Regions from separate parts of the Mus musculus genome. Here all the other regions are linked to region 3. A link is a loop called in an ENCODE intact Hi-C map of the cell type or tissue named here. Cell type or tissue: heart. All regions are shown on one strand.

What was found. A loop is a pair of places that touch in the nucleus more often than their neighbours do. Peaks named below come from ENCODE experiments on the same cell type or tissue, not always from the same donor. Only the 100,000 strongest peaks of a DNase experiment are listed, where the experiment ranks them.
Region 1: a loop joins it to region 3, with 8 times the contacts of the local background. A loop is called at or near these places in 12 of 42 quality-filtered maps.
Region 2: a loop joins it to region 3, with 9 times the contacts of the local background. A loop is called at or near these places in 36 of 42 quality-filtered maps.

Annotation. Positions count from the first base shown.
Region 1 is chr3:137,914,581-137,922,580 of GRCm38, reverse strand. Lamtor3 (late endosomal/lysosomal adaptor, MAPK and MTOR activator 3) reads right to left here and starts at 4,026. Exons shown (of 7, transcript NM_019920.2): 1 at 3,918-4,026; 2 at 3,663-3,708; 3 at 2,626-2,660. The coding sequence starts at 3,671. It also overlaps a transcript of Dnajb14 not described here. In heart, a CTCF peak has its summit at 4,099 (motif pointing left); a DNase peak (open chromatin) is centred at 4,070; H3K4me3 peaks cover 2,419 bases; H3K27ac peaks cover 1,946 bases.
Region 2 is chr3:137,773,546-137,781,545 of GRCm38, reverse strand. No RefSeq gene overlaps it. Among named protein-coding and RNA genes, the nearest start is that of Mir6380, 6.1 kb to the left of the region's middle. In heart, a CTCF peak has its summit at 3,188 (motif pointing left); no DNase peak of the experiment used is centred here; H3K4me3 peaks cover 894 bases; H3K27ac peaks cover 515 bases; H3K27me3 peaks cover 611 bases.
Region 3 is chr3:138,140,987-138,148,986 of GRCm38, reverse strand. Trmt10a (tRNA methyltransferase 10A) reads right to left here and starts at 5,539. Exons shown (of 8, transcript NM_175389.5): 1 at 5,391-5,539; 2 at 1,417-1,612; 3 at 474-633. The coding sequence starts at 1,607. It also overlaps a transcript of Mttp not described here. In heart, CTCF peaks have their summits at 3,883 (motif pointing right), 5,035 and 5,610 (motif pointing right); DNase peaks (open chromatin) are centred at 5,196, 5,546 and 6,496; H3K4me3 peaks cover 2,699 bases; H3K27ac peaks cover 2,695 bases.

The sequences.
Region 1 (8,000 bases), 230 kb after region 3:
CAAAAATGGCAAGAATGCATATACCCTGCAAACCCACACACCCAGAAACGCATCAAAGCGCTCACAGCGCTATTGTTTATTTGTTCTCCTTGTTCTTAGGGTGCAATAAACCTTCAAGAAATGACTTGCAAAGCTGAGCCAAACAGGTCTCAGTCCTTATGAAAAGAGTGGTGTAATAGCTTCCCTGCTGATGTGCTATGACTAATATTCCTGTCCCTTTGGAAGTCCTGCAGATTGAGCCTGGGGCCAAGAGTGAAATACTCTCTCCCTGAGATACATTCCCAGTGTATCTTCACAATATTATTAATCTGCACACATCTCTTGTATTAGCCCTACCTTGTGGAGCTTTCTGGTTGGTTAAAGGTGTACTGTCAGAATTCGAGAGTCAACAAACTTTCCAGTTTATGGTCACTGTTAAAGTTCAGATAGGGAGCCAGAGGTACTGAATAAGGAGAGTGGGTGATGAAAACGTTACAACATGCACATCAAAGGAAGTCTCAAAGACTTCACAGCATGGAAAGGACGAAGGAGGAAACATGGAACGCTGATAAAGGACGAAGCACATTGATTTGTGAAGGACAGAAGACGCCTGTCCCCTATCTGAAGGCATACGACAGAAACAGACTTGCTAAGTCACCCAATGTTTCTTTTGCTTGCCAGCTGCCATTTCCAATGTTCTTATTTATTGTATGTGTGTGCCTGGGTCAGAGGACAATGTGTGTGGGTGGCTCTTCACTTCAATCATGCATGCCAAACCATCCACATCAGGCTTTACGACAAGTGCCTTTACCCACGGAGCCATAACCTCGTGTAGCCCGGGCTAGCTCTGAACTCCTGTCACTTTCCAAATGATGGAATTACAGGCCTATCCACCATGCCCAGCTCACTTTCACAGTGTTTTGGTTTCCTGAGCAAATACTAGTTATCATATTTGTTTGTGTGCTGGTTAGTTTTTTGTCAAGTTGATGATACGAAGTGGGAACCTCAGCTCAGAGCACGCCTCCTCCATGAGACTGGCCTGCAGGTAAGTCTGCAGGGCATTTTCTTAATTAATGACTGACGTAGGGGTAGGACCACCCAAGGCAGGTGGTGTCCAGTTGTAAAAAATTCTCGCTGAGCAGGCCATGCAGAGCAAGCCGGTAAGCGGCATTCCTCCCTGGCTTCTGCTTCGGTTCCTGCCCTGCCCCTTCAGGTTGAACTGTAATCTGTAAGATGAAATAAGCTCTTTCTCCACATGTTGCTTTCTGTCAGTGTTTTATCATAGCTAACGAGAGCACATCAGGACAGCGTGCAGTTCCCAAAACATTTGTAACCAATAATGAGAAAAGCCTTAAATGTTCTGAAAAGCTGAAGGTCAGAAAACAAGTATTATTTCCCACACGAGTTACTAACATTCTCCTGCATGGTTCCAGCCTGTACCTCTGTCTCCACTGTCACTCAACAGTTAGCATGCAAAGCTGTCACTGCCTGTCGTGTTGGCCACGTGTGTGAAAGAAGACCCAGCAGTTGATCTCTATAACTTGCCTTTTTATTAAGAGGAAGAGAATTAAAATTAATTTTAATTAATTTAACTAAAATTAATTAATTATTTCATTAACATAAAGTTGATAATAATCATTATCTCACTTAAAATACCCACGGTGTTTTCGATATACACCGTATAAATCACAACCAGAACACAGTTATTCATTTCCACTAATCTATAATCAGAGTAAAAACATAAGCCATACATCCAGCAATTCAAGTAAGTCTAAAGGAACGTTAGTTCATTTTTTTCAGCCTACAGAGATAAACTGATAACCACACATAACCACTTACAATTTTAGACTGGGAAGATAAGAAAAAGGATTTCAGAAAATATTCTGCTAGATGACCTCAAAGGTTATTCAGTCCAATCTGATTGTTTTGCTCTGAGATGTGAAAACACAAGACATTTTCCCCTCACTCCTGTCTTATCCCTAATGATTACAAAATCTGAGTCATTTGTAGAAAGATGTGAATGTAGACAAAAGAAATGCTTGTCAACAAAGACATCTTCTTTTCAATTAAACTAAAAGTGAGTTCCAATGAGTTCAAGTGGAGTCCTCTGGATCAGTAAAATATGTTATAAGAAATCTGCTAACCTTAACACCTGTTAACTCTTTGTAAGAATGGCACACAAAGTGCAGTGTGGAAGTGAATTTGTTTTTCAACTATTGTCTTAGCCTAGTAATTTTGGATTACGTTGACCTAGCAATTAGGTCCCAATAGTAACATTAAAAATAATGGCAAGTTTTAACCTTCTTTTCTTAAATTTACTTAAGAACTTTAAAAGATAAGCTAATAAACAACTACGGTAGTGTGTTTTTAAAAAAAAAAAAAATTGAAAGTGGCAGGAAATCTAAGTTCTAGTCCCCAGCATCTCTCCCCGTAGAACCACACAGAAGTCATCCAACAGCTCGGCTTCGAGCTATCTGGAAACTCAAGCCATCTCTTAGGATACCTGGGGTTAGTTTTATATTTAAATGTGGTAAATAATTACCATGAAATTTATAAAAATACTAATTTTAAAAGGAGAAACAAAATACTTTGTAAGATTAACACGTTGCACAGAATTTATTCAGCAACAAATCAATAATTTCTTACCTTGGCAACTTTTTGTACAGGAATCGCTTTAGATCCTGAAAGAGAATAATTTTTAAAAGACCATTATTACCTTGTGCTGTTCTAGCCCTGTCCCTATCCCTAAAGGACATGAACTCACCACTTGTCACTGGCATTTCATCTCTGACGTGTATAACTTGGGAGAAGTTAGTTAACCTTTTTCTAGGCCTCAGTTTCATTATATGCTTCGTTACATGTCTACAGGGATAATCACAGACCCTACAACCTAAGAACGCTGTCAAAGGTTAGTAAGGGCTATGTCAGTGTACTTGGAATTGGGACACACAAATACAGATTTGCTGTAAAATGAGGTCACGTGCTTCCTAATATTTTACATCCGGATGCTACCGTATTCACTTGAGAATCCTCTATAAATCTCTTCCCATGTCCGGGCATCCAGATTGCCCATGAATTTTTTTTTTTAAATGATCCTAATTCCGATAAACTATTCTAACATTCAGCTTCTTGGCAAAGATACTGACAATTATGACCTCCACTCTAAATGTGTGCTGTTTTGAACCTCTATCTCCCAAACTGAATGAGTGTCCTTTCCCACGTTACCACCACAAACTTACTTTTGCTCTCGTCTTAAACAGACACATAGAAACGGAACATAGCTTGTTAAGGGGGCACGCGTTAGCCATCCTTTTAGACTCCCAACACTGCCTACTGAGACACCAAGAGCATTATTTACTGGGAGAGGATTCAGAGCACTGTCCTATGAACAGGTACTGACTGGAAGGGCGGCCAGTCATCCTTCAGAATTTCCAGTGCCACCCACACAGAGTTCTTGTATGCTCCAATAGGATTAGGAGGTGGAAGAATATATAGTTCTCTGAGGCTAAAGCACCTTAGTGGCCCATCACAACCGGTCCTGACAGAAGCTCAGGCCCCTGCAAGTCCTTACTACAAATCCAGGAAGAGAGGCGAGGCTGAAACACATTTCTACCTTTCTCCTCTCAGAAGCCGTATGCAAACCTCCCACCTCCCCTTTTTCTTGGGAAGGGGTGTCAACTTACATCCGCCATGATGAACCCCTTTTCCTCGCAGAATCGATCTCCACTCCTGGAAGGAAAACTTCCGTGACTTCCCCCGCACCCGAGGCTTAGTCACCCTCTCCAGACCCAGACAGCATCACGAGATCCACCCTCTCCAGGGCCAAGCGAGAGCCCTGGATCTCCGTCAAGGGAGTGGGGAGGTTCCCGGGGACCCTGCCCGGTGGCCAGCCCACCTCTCCCCACCCACTCTGTCCCCGAGCTGAGAGGAGCGGCGACCTCTGCAGACGCACGCGCGCTCCAGCCTGGGAAGACCTGCCCCGGTGTTCCCGCAGTTCAGTCGCCTCTCTGAAGCCGCCTGTCAAGTCGCTGTCACATTACTCGTGACCTCCGCGGGATCCAGGAAGCACTTGCTGCACCCTCCAGTACCGGGACTCGGAACTTCCGGGGAGACCCGGGCGGAAATTGCGCGCGCGGCCGCCCCGCCCCCTGGAGGCTTTTTTTTTTTTTCCTGCGCCTGCGCGCTGCGCCACGAGCAGCTGGGTTGGCATCTGCGGTCCTTGCACCTTAATTTCCATCCAACTCACCTACAACGGAAGATGATCCTGTGCGGAGTATGTGTACACCTTTCCCAGACCCATTATGTAAATCTTTATGAATGAAGACGTTTGAGGAGAACAAACTGAGCAGCCTACTTATTAGAAGTCCCAGGTCCTTGGATAACCTAATTTACAAGCCAGTTTCCTAACGGTGCTGCTACCACATGTTCTCTTGGGTTTTTACCTAGAAGTGCAGGAGCCATGGGCCTATGGGCTCGTTTGCTAAGTCCGTTTTGAACACGCATGCACTGGGCTGCCTGCTTTGGCTCTTGGGCCTGCATTTGTTGTATCTTCTTAAAATAAAATAAAAACTGCCTATATTTTTTGTTGGTGTTTGTACATTCAAGAAAGCCCACTGTAAGGGCAAGGCAAGAAAGCTTAGCAAAAGGGAGGCTTCTCCATTTGCTTTGGCCCGGTGTTTCTCATTACTGACGCGTTGATAACTCTTTTGTGGTAGAGGGCAGCCATGTAATCCGCTTAGGAGACTCTGGTAGAAACCCTGAGGACAAACGAAAATCACCTGGGATCTAAATACTCCCCAGTGGCTGCCTGAGCTGGGGGGAGTGGGGGGAGGGCGGGGAGGGGGAATGGAAGCTGATGGCTTTTGCTGCAGATGTTAACAGTCGTGTACCGTTAAAGAAAACGGTAAGCTCTCTAGGAGCACCTACTTTGGAATTCTTTTACTAAATCGCCACTCAAGTTTCTTTTCATTTCCACAAAGTTTTAATACTTTTATTCTTTGAGAATTTCATACAATGCATTTTGATCATATTTACCCCTGACTCTTCTGCTCTAACTCCCCTTAGGTTCACCCCCATGTCTGTACCCTTCAAACTGTGTCCTCCCCCCCCGCCCCCATAACCTATCAAGTCCAGTTTGGGCTGATCATCTCCGGGGCCTGTGGGACTAGCCAATGGAGCATGGCCAACCTACCAGAGATCACCCTTAAAGAACACTGACACCTCTCTCAGAAGCCATCAATTGCCCATAGCACTTCAGTGTAGGTAGGCTCACCAACCATCCCCACTGCATGCTAGAATGTTGGCTGGCTTGATCTCCGGCAGGCCCGCTCAGCTGTGTGAGCCAGCGTGTTTGTGATAGCATTGGTTGGCCCACTGTGCATGAAGTTGTTCTTTAGTGTCTCAGCCCCCCTTTTGTTCATCCTTTGGGTTTTAGTTTAAGTTTAGTTTCTCAGTGAAATCTTCCTTGACCTTTCCAGAATAGTAGAGGTACTCGAGATAAATGTTAATATATAGATAAATGTTAATAAATAAATATTAATAGATAAATGTTAAAGATAGATAGGCGTTAATAGATAAATGGGTAATTTGTGATCTTCTTACATTTACCAAAATTAAAACATTCATTTCCTGGACAATAATGTTTTCTTCATTAAATTTACACTTAGAGCATTGTCTTAATCCATGAATAATTCCCAGCTCCTAGCTCATTACCTGTGACACAGCAGGGATTCATACATTTATTGAATGAATGGATGAGTGAATGAATAAAAGAATGAGCATATCAAGAGGATCCTATGCTGGGCATGGTGGGGCAGGCCTTTCTTTAATTCCAGCACTTGGGAGGCAGAGGCAGGCAGATCTCAGTAAGCTGGAGGCTAGCCTGGTCTACATAGTGAGTCCAGGATAGTGAGATCTATATAGTGAGACTCTGTCTCAAAAGAAGAAGAAGGAAGAAGGAAGAAGAAAGGAGGAGGAGGAGGAGGTAGAGAAGGAGAGGGAAAAAAAGAAAAAAGGATAAAATATAATGAAGACAAGCCTTTTATGGTGAGAACACCCCCTCTTTTTATTCATATGTTGAGATAAATTACAGAGACTGAAAGACAAAAATTTGTAAATCATTCATTAGAACATTCGTTAGAAATCAAAAGCAGCTTTAAGAATTCTCATATGAAACCTTATATAAGTCTGATATAACATTACATTTTTACAAATCAGACCTTTCATTTTTAAACCTAATTCTGAGGTCTTGAATGCACGAGGGAGCTCTCCTTCACCAGCAGCACTTCATTCTAAGTACACAGGCTTCCATGAACACCTCACCAGACCTGAAAACCCATATCACACCGTGGAAATTACCTGCAGCTTAAAAACAAACAAACAAACAAACAAACAAAAAACACCCTAAAACTTTAAATGGAAAGTCTCACATAGCAATCCAAAGACCAGAAGTAAAGCAAATATGAAGCACTTTTTAATGCAAATAAATTACAGACACCAATTGTTTCTGTCTTACTGTAGACACCCATGTCACAAACAATTCATTCGGAAGGTACTGATGAAAGCGCTACAGTGTCACTCAAAAGTGCCTTCCTATGTTACAGTACTGCATAACCATACAGAGAAACCAGCGAGACTTGCCAGCACTTGTATCAGGTGTTCGTCGCCTCTATGCGGTTACTGGACAGCTCGATAACCAGTCACCCCGAGTTTTAAGAACTTACTACACCAGGTCATTCCAAGAGCCACTTCTGAATGAGGCTCAGAGAAATACAGTTTTACATGACACAGGGCCTTGTGGTAAGAATCTGCACTAAACCATGGAGAGCAACTGAAAACATTTCACCCTGATGAGATTCTACTGACTGAAGGTCAATTTTTAAAGTAAGAGCCCACCAATGGAAGCCCTGCTCTGTGCAAACAGTATGGTACTTATTAAACAATCACACATCTGAGGTATTAGCTGGAAAAAAATATATACATTGATATATATATATATACACTTAGACATGGACACATCCAGAGAATATTCACAAGTCTATTGGCCCCTACACCAGCAGAAGATCAAATGAAAAAGAACTGCGTAATAGGAAAAAGTTACACAGAGGGCATTTACAAAAGTGTGGTTACAGAATCCTTAATATAAGGAGCATGTTTGAATAATTGCCTTGAGGAAAATAATGTTTCCATTTATAGGAAAGTGTCTGTCTTATTGAAATGAAACCATAGGGGGAGCCTGGATTTAGGACTGTGGTGCCTACAGATTATTAAAGGTTTGAAAAAAAATTGCTTGAATCACCTGGGTCTATTTATTTTTTGTTTTTATTTTTTATTGTCTTTGAGACAGAGTCTTACAAGGTACCCCAGCTAGCCTCAAATCCATGTGTCTGCCTCCCTTGGTCTCCCGCGTGTTGGGACTACATGTATGAGCTGCCATGCCTGACTGATATTTGCCATGGATACCTGGATGGGAGAGGTGGGAATGTGGAGGTTGTTGTCTGGTTATTCTTTTACTTTCAATGGTTTACAGAGAATTGTAAGGATTTTTAACTATTCTGATATGGCTACTAGAAAGGGGGTTGTAACTATTCCATGATTAAAATTCAGGCTGCTCATTTTCATACATTTTTTCTATATAAATAATAAAAAGTGCTCTGGGTTTCCTCTCAGTTTTCTTCACTCAATAGAAAGATGGATAGCAAAATATCCAGAACTAAAACCAAGCTTTGTGTGGAGAAGCTAAATAAAGACATTCATTCCTCTTTAACCATGTTGTCCTTTGTTTAAATACTTGGATAATTGAGATGATGGCTCATTTGGCTTTCTGGTCAACCAAGAAACATTTCACTGCTTAAAAAGTGGGAGCTGTTTATTTAATTTTTTTTTTTTTTTTCAATATTTCCAGTTGAGCTGCTTTTCTTTTCTTTTTTTTTTTTTTTTTTTTTTTTTTTTTAAAGATTTATTTATTTATTATATGTAAGTACACTGTAGCTGTCTTCAGACACTCCAGAAGAGGGCATCAG
Region 2 (8,000 bases), 370 kb after region 3:
GATTAAAGGCGTGAGCCACCACACCCAATCTTTCTGCTTCTTGACTGTGATCTGCTTCAAGTTCCTGCTGCCCCGACTTCCCCGCAGTCATGGTCTGCCACATGGAATTTCAAGCTGAAATAAACTTCATCTTCCCTAAGTTGTTTTGTCAGGGTATTTTATCACCACCACAGGAAAGAAGCTAGGATAGGTGGAGAGGCAGTTCTGAAGGATTTGGGTAAGAAAGTGTGGAGTAGTTTGTGAGCACTGGAGAATTCACAAAGGCAGTCTGTCAAGCTTGCTTGAAGTTATAAGTAAGATTTCCTAATGTCCTTACAGGCTCAGGAGAAAACACTGGGTTTGCTTTCCCCAACCCCCACGGTATTTTGAGAGCTTGTTGCTCTGGGTTTAAGACAGATGGGAGTTCTCAGGGTTGGATCCTTATTGTGAGCTACTGATGTAGTCCTTCCTCAATTACAGAGCAACTAAGTAGATTAAGAGCAAGGAAACCTTTCAAGACCGACATTAAATCGGGAGGTATTGGTTCTGCCCCTTCTGAGAAGCGAACTATTCAATAAAACAGCTGTCCTCCCCGACACCAAACTATGCTCTTATGTTCTGCAATAGAGCACCAGCATCTACCTATATCTTTCCTGCCTTCCAGGAGAGAATGAGGTGTCTTTTTTTTTTTTTTTTAAGATTTATTTATTATGTATACAGTGTTCTGCCTGCAGAAGAGGGCACCAGATCTCATTATAGATGGTTGTGAGCCACCATGAGGTTGCTGGGAATTGAACTTAGGACCTCTGGAAGAGCAGACAATGCTCTTAACCTCTGATCTATCTCTCCAGCCCTGGGAGGTGTCTTTAATAGCTCAGATGTGCAGTGTCTTCAAGCGTGATGATTTTCCCATTGAGTTAGCTAAGAGGAGTTGAATAGCAATGCTATCCTGTAGGAAGAAACCTAGGTCAAGGAAGGCAATCTGGCTTCCTGATAAGCTGCAGTTGTGAGCGTGTAAAATATTCTGGACAGCTGTTTTACATCACCAAGAGCTCTGTGGTTCGGCATTTCTCAGGGAGCCCTTCCACAGGTGCGTCGTGTGCTCTCAGGAGCGACTCTCTCCACTTGTCTACCGAATGCAGTTCTGTTAGGTACCCAGACAGCTGGGTGTGGTGACCGGAGTTTGGTCCCACCCCTGGAAAGGATTGGGCAGGAGGATTCTGCATTCCAAAGCAGCCAAGGCTACTATACTAGATCGGAACATATACGGGAATAAAACAGAGCCCCGCGGAAGTTTAGGTGAAAGGGTTTAGAGATGCTAAGTGAGCAATCATGCAAATGAGCGGCTTCAAAGATCCTTCCTGGGATAAGGGAACAGCTGGGGTCTAAAGAAAGCCCGGCTAGGGAGCCCTGATGGCTATTAGGTCTAAGGGTGGATGGAGTTGGCTTTCATCCTCGAAGGGCGAGATAACAGAAACGTCCCCTCCTGCCCCAGAAGAAGGGCTCACTTTGGCTGGGTGCTACACTTGGGCGGGAAGACCTCGTGTGAGGTCTCTTGCAGTCTCAAGTCTAAAAGGACCCTAGGAACTTAGGGAACCTTTGGAGCTTTATTGTAAAAGTGGTTGGAAGCAGGCAGGGATTTTTGTCTGAGTGAGATTGCTGGCTGCAGACTGTAGAATTCATTCCAAGTGGCTTGTTTGTTTGTTTGTTTTGAAGCATGCAATATGATCATTTCTTCAAGTAAAATGTTTCATAATTTGTGCTGTCCGAATGACATCTAAGCTTTCTGTCTTAGGTTATTAAGTAGCTTACTGTACCCGAGTTAGCACCCAGTTTGCTTCTGGTGAGGGGGAGTTCTGCGTAGTCTGTGTGGAGAAATGGAGGCGCAAGTGGCCATGTGAAAAGGGGTGCTGTCTAAACTTTGAAGAAATTAATTAAGCTTGATTGTGTGTGTGTGTGTGTGTGTGTTTATGCGTGCGCGTGAGACTTGATGGTATCCTAGCTTCCCCTGTGGACTACAGGAATGGCTTCTGATCCTAGATGGGGCTGTGTCCCATCCTCTTCTGTAGGTTTGTTGGCCAATTGCACACGTAGGTGACAAAGACTCCCCCAGCTATGAATATACATGCTCCCATCTAAGTCAGAGCAAGCCTCTCTTTCCACCTCCCATCTCTCTACCTTTAAATACTTGAATAGTGCTGCTTTGGAGATTAAAGGGCAAACTGCAGGGTTCTCTTCTACAAGGCAGAGCCTGGGAATCAAACTCAGTTTGTCAGCCTTGGTGACAAGTGCCTTTACCTTCTGAGCCATGCACCCATATCTTAAACTATTGCTGCTTTTCTAGATCTCCTCCCCTTTTAAAATAATTGGCTTTGAGACAGGATCCAGCTTATCTTAAATTTAATATATAGCTGAAGATGGCTATGAGTTTTCAAACTTCTCATTTTCTTGCCACCACTTGGAATTGCATGTCTGCTACCACCTGGGATTACAGGTGCGTGCCAACCTTGCTTGGTTTATGCAGTGCTGGGGGTTGAACTCAGGGCTTTGTACATGTTAGACAAGTAGTCTACAGTGGACCTATATCCCCAGTCTGCCTTTGGTTTTTGAGATAGAGACTTCATCTAGCCCAGGCTGGCTTCTGAGTCCTGGGACTATTGCAAGCCCGTCTTTGATTCATACTTCCCTCTGGCCGTGTTCTTCTCTTCCCACCACATTTTGCTGTACTGGCCGAGGGCCTTTCATGCGTCTTCACTTCAAATCAAGCCAGTAAATAGCTCTCAGTGATGGGCAGTGCGATTCCACATGCATGCACCCTTACACAGTATAGCAGATAAGTGTTAGGAGGAAAAGTATTTCCACACTCAGTTCAGAAATTACTTTTAATCAGAGAACTCCATAATTTAGGGTTTTGCATTCTGCCTGTCGTTTCCAAAATTCAGTCCAGGGATGCGGCTTGCTGGGTAGAATGGTTGCCCAGCGTTCACAAAACCCTCTCTGGGTTTAGAACCCAGGACTAAGCTGGTGGCACGATGGTGCATGCCTGCAATCTCAGCTCTCAGTGGCAGAAGCCAGAGGATCTGAGTTCGAGGTCGACCTCTGACATGCAGGCCATTCCAAGCCAGTCTGGTGCAAATGAGACGATCTCAAATCAACAAAGTTAACAGAATACCTGGCTAACCTTCATCTCTTACCTTGTACTGCCATCCTGTGGCCATTTTATTTTCTAGCCTAAAAAGAAAGGAAACCCTGTTTTCTATTTCCATCACACACAATAGCCCCGGGTTGTCACTAAACACAGGACTACATATATACTGTACTAAACACAGTACACAGATATCGCGGTACTACCAACATGTCCCGCCACATGGAGTGGAGTCCACCATGCCATTTATGTTCTGAGTGAGACAGGCTTTCCCAGGACTCTGCTCTTCAGGCTCCCCTCCTCTCTACCTTGGAATCTCTTGGCGGCTTCTGCAGGACTTCTCTGTACTAGCGTCGGCGACATCTTGGTTCTCTCTTGGGTGCTCAGAAATACTTTCTGCTGGAAGCCTGGGTTTGTCTTTCTTTTGTACGTTGTCCCGTTGGCCTATCTTCTGAACTTCTGCTAAACCCCAGAGCTCTCTTAGTGACTTGACAAGACAGGCAGGGTGCCTGGAAAAGAATGTGCTCAGGCATATCCTGGCTGTGACCACACATGGTTTAGCTTCTCTAGAGAAATGACTGCACAGAAGGTTAAATGTAAGGTAGCCAATGGTTTTCTGCTGGTTCTGGGATTCCTTGCACAGAGCTTGTCTCCTCTGTGACTAGGAGGCAGTCAGTGGGCACATTCCAGGAGAGCAATCTTTGTTCTTGTTTTTGGTATCCAAGACCTCTAGGGTTTAAGGTCCAGTCCTGGAAAATAATAACAGTGATAGTGGTTACTATCTGCAGAGTCCTGGTATGTCTCTGTCCTATCTAACATTACTCACAATTTCTTTTCTTTTCTTTTCTTTTCTTTTCTTTTCTTTTCTTTTCTTTTCTTTTCTTTTCTTTTCTTTCATCTTCTCTTTCTTTCTTTCTTTCTTTCTTTCTTTCTTTCTTTCTTTCTTTCTTCCTTTCTTTCTTTTGACAAGGTTTCTCTGTATAGCCTGGCTGTCCTGGAACTCACTTTGTAGACCAGGCTGGCCTTGAACTCAGAAATCCGCCTGCCTCTGCCTCCTGAGAGCTTAAAGTCGTGTGCTACCACGCCCAGCTTTTTTTTTTTTTTTTTTACAATTTCAAGACCATGAGGTGAGAATATGATTGTTTTTGTTTTACAAGTAATGAAAGTTCTTAGTCACAGAGTAATGATCCTTCTTGTCTAAGGTGGCTCAGCCTGGAATTGGGTTGCTGAAAATGACTTCGCATCCCTGATATCCTTGAATGAACTTCAGTCTGTGTCTCAGTATAAGCCTTTCCTTATAGCCCAGTATCTTTGAACTTCTCAGCCTAGGGTGTTCCTTCTAGGACGAGAAGGGACTGAAGAGTCAGTGCCCATTGTTTATAGATCCTCAGTGTACTATCTTCGTACGCAATATCCATGCTCCAATAAACACCAGTGTTCATTCTGAAAGGTAATTGCAAGCATTAACAACTTCCAGTGTTCCAGCATTATCTCTAGGATAACTTGCAGCTCTGAACAATGCTTTAGAAAGACCTCCCTAGCAGCGTGCTCGGGAGCCATTCCTGTTCCATTAATGCCAATGACTGCATTTGCTCTGAGCACTGTAAGCGACTCTGCTGCAGACTTCAAGACTGCTGCAAAGATGCATTTTTGACACTGACGACTTTGATGGCAGCCCAGCTCTAGCATCAACATTAACAAGGAGATTTATTTACTTTTATTTTTGGCTGTGCATATCTATGTGTACCTCACATACCTGGCACCTGGGAAGGCCAGAAGAGAGCATTGAATCCCCTGTAACTGGAGTTACAGCCAGTTGTGAGCCATCACGTATGTACTGAGAACAGGACAAGGTCCTTTGCAAGAGGAGCAAATGCTCTTAACCACTGAGCCATCTCTCCAGGTTTCATCAGTTTGATCTTAAAGAAAACCTTTGACACGGTGAGGCCAATTTCCCCCAAATACTTATATATCGTAGCTATCGTATTCCTTCTTAGACAAACTGCCACACACACATTCTTTTCTTATGTGTGATGTAGCTTACTTCATAGTGCTGAAGCAATTCTTCCCGTGCATAATAAAATAACAGCCTTGGATTACACATCTGTGTGATGCATGATTTTAACCACACAATAATGATTAATACTCTGGCATGTTTAGTACCTACTGAACATGTTTTCCAGTGCTTTCCATGCCTGCCTCATTGAATCTTCATAGCCCTTTAAGAGTTTACCATAATTGTCAGCAAAGATAGCACATACTACAAGGGGTGCATGGGAAGTAACGAAAGGAGCACGGAGAGGTAAACCAGTTGTCTCATTCATGTAGTATGGAACCAGCAGACTTGCTATATGTAATATAGAATATTTTCAAAACTTTATACCCTAAATCTAAGACATCAAAGACAAAGAGAAAGGAATAAATACAATCTTCATCTCTCACTCTGTGCCTGTTTTGATCAGCTGTGTGTGAGCTGAACATTTTTCTCTATCAGATTACTTCCTGGCCCTCACCTTGACGGGAGACAATGGAGGTGCTGGCAGCAAAGGCTGGTATGAAATCCATGGTTAGGTGTCAGAACTCCTAGAGTCCTGGTTATCAGAGCTCCTCCGGACACACAGCCCTCACCCACCGCCCCTTCCCAGCCTGTAGGGCTGGGATGTGTCATCAGAGTATGTTTGTTCTTGGCACAGCACCGCTCACTGCTCTCTAGAGCCAGCTTTATTCCCTCGTCACCCTGTCACATTTGATTGTAGTAATTTAGCTCCATTCAAGTCTGGCCTCAAATTCATGACCATCCTGTACCAGCATCCCCAGGGCATGTGCTAGGCTATGTCTGTTGCTCTAAGCCTTTGATAGAGTATAATTGCTATGATGACTGTTACTACTTTTGTGCTGGGATTGAACTCAGGGCCTTCTTCAGGCAGTGGCAGACCATCTACCATTGAGCTGCAGCCTTATCTCTGCTCCTGACTGTTGTTTGAATATTATCTGGCTTCAATGCCTGGCTTTCAGCTTCTCTCTAGGTCTCTGTTATGGGTTTGTGGTTGTGGGAAAGGCTAGTGTTGTGGTTAAGACAGAAGACACCGGAATCAAGCTTGGGGGCTTGCTTCCTAGACCTGTCATTTATCATCATCTGCCCTTTGGCAAAGCTCAGCAGACTCTCTAAAGACTCACTTCCTTATCTGTGAAAAGCAAATGGGAATCACGTGACTCTAGCAGGGCAAATCTGTGTGTAACAGTGACTGGCAGCTGGGTCCTTCATTCATTTCCATAACAAGCATCTCTTGACAGCTGATATGTGATATGAACCAAGCAGGCATGTGTGTGTGTGAAATCCAAGTTAATATAAAGCATATGTATGCTGTATTAAATGATAAAACTGTTAGGAGAAAAATGAAGCAAGAAAAAGGGATAGAAACTGTTGGGATTGGTTTGTAGTGTGTGTGTGTGTTATATGTATGTGTGTGTATTTTTTTTTTTATTTTTTTTTCCTTTTTCTTTTTTGGTTTTTCGAGACAGGGTTTCTCTGTATAGTCCTGGCTGTCCTGGAACTCACTTTGTAGACCAGGCTGGCCTCGAACTCAGAAATCCGCCCGACTCTGCCTCCCGAGTGCTGGGATTAAAGGCATGCACCATCACACCAGGCCTATGTGTGTGTATTTTAAGGCAGAGTCTGACTGTATAGTCTTAGCTGGTCTGAAATTCACTTGAACACAGAGATCAACCCAACCTCTACCCTCTGTGTACTGAGATTAAAGGTCTGTGACAACACACCAGGCTAGTTTGTGGCATTAACTAAAGTGGTCAGAGTGGACCTTAGATGAAATTCTGTAGAGTGGGGAGTGGGATTTTTTATTATTTTATTTTATTTTATTTTGTTTTTTTCGAGACAGGGTTTCAAGTGCTGGGATTAAAGGCGTGTGCCACCACCTCCCGGCTATGGGAGTGGGATCTTGAAGAGCCCACTTCCAGCAGAAAGACAGGGCATCAAGTGAGGGGTGGGGTTGTGATCCCACAGTCAAATACTCTGACCCACAATTGTTCCTGTCTGAAAGAACTGCAGGGACAAAAATGGAAAAGGAGGTCCAGTCACAGGCCCAAATTGGAATCCAGCTCAAGGGGAGACCCCAAGGCCTGACACTATTACTGATGCTATGGTGTGCTCACAAAAAGGGGCCTTTTATGATTGCCCTCCAAAAGACCCAACAAGCAGCTGAAAGAGTCAGATGTAGATATTTACACCCAACCAATGGACAGAAGCTGCTGAACCCTGTGGTTGAATTAGGGAAAAACTGGAAGAAGCTGAGGAGAAGGGCAACCCTGTAGGAGGACCAGCAGTCTCAACTAATCTGGACCCCCAAGATTTCTCAGACGCTGGACCACCAACCAGGCAACATACACCAGCTGATATGAGGTCCCCGACACACATACAGCTGAGAATTGCTAGGTCTGGACTCAGTCAGAGAAGATGCACCTATCCCTCAATAGACTGGAGGCCCCAGGGAGTGAGGAAGTCTGGTGGGGTGGGGTGGGGGTGGGGGGGTGCAGAGGGAGTGAAAGGGACATCCTTGTGGATACTGGGGGGGGTATGGGATGTCGGTCAGAGGTGGACTGGGAGGGGGATAAAATCTGGACTGTAAGAAAAAGATTAAGTAGAGAACATTCTTAAGGGGCTTGAGCAAAGATTCATCAAGTAAGAATACTCGCTGTTCTTTCAGAGGACCAGGATGTGGTAATTTGTAACCATCCATAACTCCAGTTCCAGGAAATCTGCTACCTTCTTCTGGCTTTCGAGGGCAGCAGGCATGCATGTAGCACTCACGTGACCTCCAGAATACTTTTGTCTTATAGCGCCCCCAGCCTGGGTGAACAC
Region 3 (8,000 bases):
GAGTCACTGTGTCACACTGGGGACCAATCCTGAGTCCTCTGCAAGACCAAAAAGTCTTAACTTGAGTTCCATCTCTCCAGCCATGCTACAGACTTTTTTTTAATTTGAGATAGGATCTGACTAAGTAGTGCAGGTTTGCTTTAAATGTACTATATCCTAGGTTGGCCTAAATCTCTGAGATCCCTCTGCCTCAGTCATCTAAGTGGTAGGATTACAGACATATGCCATCGTGCAACTCCGTAATCTTTATAACCAATATGTGATCACTGGGCTCTATTACCTAACTGTGGAGGAAATGTCTATCTACACATATATAAACATATACATGAATATGCTATACATATCAAAGCAGTTCATTTAGGAGTAATAGAGTTTGAAAAATTTACGATGTAGTCTAGTATATAAACACTGTAATATTACTCAAGAAAATAAAAGTGGCTTAACCTAGTTCACACACAGGGACCTCATGATACCTTTAACACCATCAAGTCATCAAAGCTACAGTCGATGACCAGGCGGAGGCTGCTGCGAGCAACATCTCTCCGAACGCGCTTCCTGTCGTTGCCATCTGAGTTGGACTCCAGCTGGCGTCGTTCTAATTTCTTTCTCTTCCGTTTTTCTTTTCGTTTCTCCCTAAAATATCAAATGACATTTTTTTTCATTATCTGTATATTTAGACATTCACAAAACTTCTAATTAAACAAAAAATTACATTTTAAAATAGTCATGGCTGTGACATCTCTCTTCTGTGAGGGAAAAGGGTCAGACCTTAGTAACGTGATTTACTCCATACAATATCTTCACACATGAAGAGAAGGACTTTGCAGAGCTAATAGAGCTTTCTTTAATGTATAACTGCAGTATTCGATAGTTTCATCACTAGTATCATATAGGACTAAGAGATTTATAAAGATGATTTATAAAGAATTTATTCACAACTCATCCACTAAACGATTTTCTAGTTCAATATCATAGGGAATACTAAAAAGAATATTTGACTAAATTTACTAAAGAACAGAAACAAAAGTCCAAGTTTTTCTAATCTCTTATAAATGTTGGCATTAGACAATGGCTATGAGAAATGCTTTCATGAAATCCTGTCTTAGGCACACCCATGTCAGGCCAAAGCTGGCTTTCCTGCGTGGCTGCTTTACTTAGATCTAGGACACCCATACCAGAGCCCATCCTAGCAGGTTTGCGCTCCTCAGGCAGTCTGAGGAGAAAAAAGGGGCGGAGTCTAAGTTCATTAGTATTGCAAAAAGCAAAGTAACAATTCGGAAGGCATATGGTTTTAATTATAGCTAAGAACATGCATATCCTTATTTTTCATGACTTCTGTTTCAGGACAGACAGCTTTTAACAGGACCTGAAGCCCCATTTCTCAGTAAAACAGCAGTGCATGCTCTGTGTACGCACTTGCGCTGTTCACGTTGCTCTTCCCACTGTTTTTGTTTCATCAGCTTCTTCAGTTGCCGTTTAGATATTGGCTCAGCCCCTGCATCCACTCTAGGCTCCTGTCTCTCCTCTTCACCGTCACTCGTACCCAGCTTTTCCTCCACATTAGTAGACTCGATGGATGCTGGCAGCATTTCAGATGACATATTCATTGTCTCTGAAAAATTTGAAAAGCAAAAATTTTTTTACACGAACTGGCAACTTACAAAGTAAAATTACCCAAATGGCCAAATGGCCAATAGAGATCACTACATGCTAAGCACTATCATTGATAAAAATGCACATTAGATAGTTAGATTTCATTTATTGGCAAAGATCTTTAACTCTCACTTGACATGAATTAAATACCATTCATTGACTGTCCTGGAAGGACTGAAGAAATAGAGTGTTTACATATACTATAGACGGTCTTCATGTTCTTTCCAGCGTGCAAATGTTTTGAGAGTTATAAAAGCACCAACACTAGTTAGCTTCCGCTGTCAAGGTGACATCGACCAAGACCAGAGTTATGTGAGAAAGGCTCAATTGGGGATTGGGGGGTGGGTAACAACACTGGCTCTGCCCAGATGGCCTGTGGCCATGTCTGTGAGGAGGAGCTGTCCTTATTAGTGTGGGCAGTGCCATCCCTAGGCTGGTGGTCCTGGTCACTAAGCATGAGCGATGGAGCAAGCGGAAAGGCAGACGCCATGGTCTCTGCTTTGCCCTGACTGCCCTCAGTGATGAACTGTGGTCTAGAAGCATCAGCCAGATACCATTCCTTTAACTTGCTTTTGGCCATGGTGTTTTATCACAGCCTCAGAGAACTGAACTACTGTAGATACTTTCTTACCTAGCAATGGTTTCTTAGAATAAATTCCTGTAAGCGAGTCAGAAATGTACAGTAAAGGCTGCATCATAATTTATTCATCCTAACATTTTTAACTGTAAAAAGTGAGAACTTATTTGAGTGTCAGCATAGAGAGTAAACCAATGGTTCTTCTATAATATAGGTTAGTTACTCATGCTAAGCAGCCAGGAAAAATGGTATTTCCAAAATTACTTACTGATGAGAGGTAACAGTTACATTTTAAATCTGAGAGACAATGCAAATACTAATATTCCTTTTATATTATTTATTAAAGCACATATTCACACATACCTTCCACTTCTGTTCATGGGTATCTGGATTTTCTAACTTGAATGATACAAGTTTTCTTTCTCTCTCTAATAAATGTCACTATATATCTGTAAATGCTTTAGCTATGGCTATAAACAAAATATAAAAATTGATTCTGTAATCAGTCCGCAAAATTCTTAGCATTGACCGAAATCAATCTTCATTTAAATCCAACCACACACATTTTTATCCATAACAGCTAGAACTCAACTTGCTGACTGGGGGAAGGCGAACTACACTGAAATATCTTTTCTCTTTAATATGTTCTTAATAACAAGGCTTACAAGTGTTTGCCTACTTGTCCCTGCCTCAGACAAAGCATAATCTGCTAAATAGCATGTGGCCTTAAGAAACATTCTGAGATTCTTCATTCTTACAGAGCTAGCTAGTTAATCTAAGCAAACAAACGATAATCTAAGCCAAAACAAAAACAAACAACAACACAATTACTCTTCGAGATGTAATAATGAGGACAACACTTTTGCAGAACTTAAACAATAGCTTTACTCTATGCTTCTCGATTTCTTTGAAAGTGCAGTGTCACGTTACTTGAAACTCAGTTGACTTATTCCAAACTGAGAGGATAACTGAGTAGATAAGGGATTTCATAGGAGTCTAAAAGAAAATGAAGAGAGTAATTTCAAAGTTACTAACTCCTCTGGTCTCTAGTACTAAATTCCTATGAAAAAAAGCATCTCAAACAAATCTAGCAGAGAGAATATACTGATTAAAGGGATGAAATTGTGTATTATTACTCAAACCCAGATCCAACACCAAAACTTCCCAGTAACCTAAAACCCTGAGGATGGGGGAATTCTGAAGGGAGAGTGCTACTGCACACTGTTGACAGATGGCTCTAAAGGCATTAAATAAAACTCAAAAATGTATATGCCCAAAGGCATGAATAGTGGAAAAAACAAGACTCAGTAATGCAAACTTAAAAGCAAAATTGAAATTAACAGGAAAACATTTTATGAAACATATTTTCAAGAGAGCACAGCTCTGAAACTTGAAACTCAGTTGACTTATTCCAAACCGAGAGGATAACTTGAGTAGATATGGGATTTCATAGAATTCTAAAAGAAAACGAAGAGAGTAATTTCAAAGTTACTAACTCCTCTGGTCTCTAGTACTAAATTCCTATGAAACAAAGCAATATTTATCCGTGGCAATACTTTTCAGTAGTTTCTCTATGTTCAAAATTTTGAAGTGTTGAGCTGCCTTAACTGTGAGAATTACAAAAGCCGTGTTTTACAGCTCTCTGACACCAGGGGGAGCCTTTGTCTTTCACATCTAAAATGTCTCCAGTTAAATTTAACTTGACCTATCACAGAATAGTAACATCTTTGAGCAGCCTATCGTGAGCTTGTCCTAACATTAATGTGTTTTATCAATTCTTGAAACACTGTACTGGGTGTTTCCTAAGCTTTGATTAAATAAGCCAGACTACTGAACAACACATGAAATATGTTTCATTTTATAAAATACATGAATGCAGATAAAATACTAGCTGGCTGTCTTGTTTTGTCTAGACTTCACCAAGATAGCTTCCGCTCCGACTGTCTACTAAGTAATAGAGTAAGAATTTGATGCATTATGTAAAACACGGCACTTTTGAACACACGGCTTTAGTTTGGGTCACGAGGTGAATCTCTATGGCAGCGAGTCTGAGGCTTCTCCCAGACCAGCAGTGATGCTTAAAGCACATTTTAATCCACTAATCCAAGTCTAACAAGTATTTAAGAACATTTTACAGAAAGATAAAACAACTCTGAGACTTTACTTTAGCATATCTTAAAAAGAAAAAACCTGGATGGTTAATTCTTGGATATAAGTTATCAGACAGGATTACAAAACTCAAAACTGAGTAATACTGACAAAGACTATCTGGTGTGGGGAAGAGCATACGTCACTTAATGCCAAAGACAAAAACCCGGCTGTTATCAAATCGACTAAAACGGCCCTCGTAGTCTTTAAGCTTTCTTTTCGGTAACTCTAAAATCAATACATGCCTACTTCAGGGTATTTTTATGTTATTTTATTTTTTTTTATTTTTAAACGCGTTGGTCTGTACCGCAGTAGCAATAGCCCTTTGTTCAGTTGTCAAAGTCCCTTTGGCTTGAGTTCTGGCTTGGGAGGGAATCTCAGGAGAGCTTTTTTTTTTTTTTTTTTTTAAATGAGTAATTTTACATCTCCGGACACGCAACCACATTTTAAACACAAAATATTTCAGTGGCAACCGGTAACGCGTCCATCTTAACCTCATCCTCAGCTGACCACGAGGCCGAGCCGCCTGGGCAGCAACTGCCCCTCGGCGCCCTTACATGCGACGGCCTGACCCAGGGAAGGAAAAAGAGGAAAAGAAGGGAAAACGGCTCGCCTGCCCTCTAGGCGCAACGCAGCGTTGCGACAAGCTACCCTGAGACTCCACATGGCTCCTTTCTGCCACACTTCCGGTAGGGACTCTCCTAAACAACAGAAACCCGGAGCGCACACCGCGGCGACAACCGGGCGCGCGCACGCCCCGAGCGGGGCCCTGCGCCCGCGAACGAACCGCAGCTGACCAATCACGACTCTGGAAGACGGCACGTGAGTGGCGAGGGGCGTGGAAAACGCACACCTGACGCCACTTCCTCCGCAAACCGGCAACTACTTCCCAGGCCCTCACCCTCTACTCCGGAAGCCTTGGTTGCAGCGGAGGCTAGGGTAGCTCACGCTCCTTTGGCATCCGAAAGGATACCAACGGGCAGGGGCACGACAGCCGCAGTGCCATATTTACCGTGCCGCGGGGCCGGTGGGGAACGCCGGGGTGCGGTTAGAAAGCCTTTCTGAAGTGTTCTCGGCTCCACGCGGTCGTCCTCCTTCAGAAACTTCAACTCCCAGAGGCAGAGGCGGTGGTTGCGCGCCCGGTTACGGCACTTACGGCTTACGTCATCGGACTGCGCTAACTCCAAACCGGAGAAAGAGGAGGAGCCTGTAGGGGGCGGGGTCTGGGCCTGGGTTTTGCGGGAATGGTTAGTGGCTACCGCGAGGCGTTTTTCCCGGTCAAGCGTTGCATTTCTACCCACAGGCCTGTGTAAGCTCGGGTCTCGAGGCGAAGATCGCCCCACTGAAAGAAATTGAAATGCGAAACAGACGAAATGCTCTTATTTTTTTCTGCGTTGAGAGGATGATCTAGTATTGCCCAACGTACTTCTAATTTATGTAAGAAAGTTACCAATGGTCTTTCATAAGTGAAAAAATTGTAAACTGAAATTTTTAATAGAAATTCATCGAACTTAGGAATTTTAAAGTTTTCTTTTTATGTCCTTAGTAAAACATAATACTTTACAGTCCATCCTTTGAGGTTTTGTTTATGCTGTTTTGCAAAACACTAGTGATATTTCATCGTTTGTAAATACTTGACCTTATATAATCTTTTTGCTAAATATAGACCAAGTCAACCGAGGGAAAAAGAAAAACCAAACAGTTGGGTAGGTTGGTCTTTTTGTAGTTGTTTTGTTTTAATTTGGCTTTTCTGATGGATGAATCTGTAGAATTTGCAGATAAAAAACTATTTTTCAAATAAAGACCCATCATTAGATTTTTCTTGTTGCTTGACCTTTTGAACTTGTTACAGGCTCTTAAATGAACTGAATCGTCTCTGAATTTAGTGTGTGGGGGAGATCTTTTTTAAACTCTGTTTTTATTTGGAAAAAGATGTGGATCACATGCTCTGTGTTGTGGATCTCTCAAATCTTAGAGATTTCTGTTAACTGAACATTGGCAGTAAAATGTGAATCCACTTATGAGCTGTTAGTAGGGCATCTTTTTTCGGCTGCCTCCGTATCAGGGCAGAGAGTAGCTGAGGGAGGGTTAGTAACTGGATATGGAGCCCTTCACATGTAGGTCATTAAATTCAGGCTGGCAGAGTGGTGTGCCAGATCTTTCAGCAGCTGTTCTGTTGCCCTTATGGGATCTGTCTTTAAAATAACGGTACAGTTTTAGAGGTAATGCCTAGCATCCTTGATATCTAAAAGAGTTTTTAAGTTAGGAGAAAAATCCTCATTTTTATGATGTGACCAAATTTGACTTGGTTATTTGATCTCATGGTTGCAGAATCAATCCAAAGTATGAAAAAAAAAAAAAAAAAAAGGTACGAGTAAAAACTGCAGTTTAGCCAAAGAAGCATATAAAAGTTTAAGATAAAGTCCTGTGATGTAAGGAAGTCATTGATTTATAAAACTCAGGCTTGTTTAACACAGTTGACAGTTCATTGTCTTTGGCTTAGGATTTTGTACAGCAATGACTAAATGATTGTCTCCATCAAAGAAGTAGAGGATCCAGAAGTGAATACATACTTAAGATGCCTGTAGATAGAAAGGAAGACATGAATGTTTCTTGAGCACATAGTGTCGGAGATTTTGTAATTTTGCTCCATCTTGGAAAGTAAACATTTTTTTAAATGAAGAATTTCAAAGCTGGGGGCAGTGAAAGCAAAGAGCCAAACGTGAAGGTTTTACACATTGATGAGCAGTGGTGGAGTAAGGAAGAAGGGCTCTACCCAGCTTTCTAATGTGAACAGTGGTAGAAATATAATTCTATTAATTGGGTAATTTAGAGAATACTAGAAGAAAACTGGATTTTAAGCAAACATAGCAAGCTTGGATTTGAATATCTGCGGAGTCTGGGGAGTCTGCCTAAGTATGGATGGGCTTAGGAGTCGCTGTGCTGCGAAATGAGTTAGACACAGGTTTGGGTTTAGGGGATAAAGCAGCAGTTATCAGGAAGAAGAGTGAAGTAACGTGTAAGATAAACACACGAGAGAGTAAATGTGTAACCTACGAACCGTATATTATTTTCATACTAATGAAGTAGGTTTTAGATGATTTCATCACAAAGGAAACAGTAGTTGGCTGTCTGTGAGCGATGTGACATGTTAAGTGGCTTCACTATAGTGGGCTTTCTCCTGGTCATGTGTAGCTCACAGTGTCATGTCCTATGCCTTAAATGTATGCAGTAACATTTATAGAAAAATTAAGGTTTATGCAATTTAATCACGAATAAACATTGGACATCCTACACAAATCATATCTGTGTGCCAATTTCATAGAGCTGGCAGCCAGCTCTTTGACTGCAGACTGTACAGTAGGAAGAGGGCTACTGGCAGATCAGAGTTCTAGGACACAGCACATGGTTGTAAGTGCGATTGTGAACATTGCACAGACACTCGAAGTTCCAAGTCAATCTGGTTGATTGTTTTTTTTTTTTAATTAGGTATTGTCCTCGTTTACATTTCCAATGCTATCCCAAAAGTCCCCCATACCCACCCACCCCCAATCCCCTACCCACCCACTCCCCCTTTTTGGCCCTGGCATTCCCCTGTACTGGGGCATATAGTTTGCAAGTC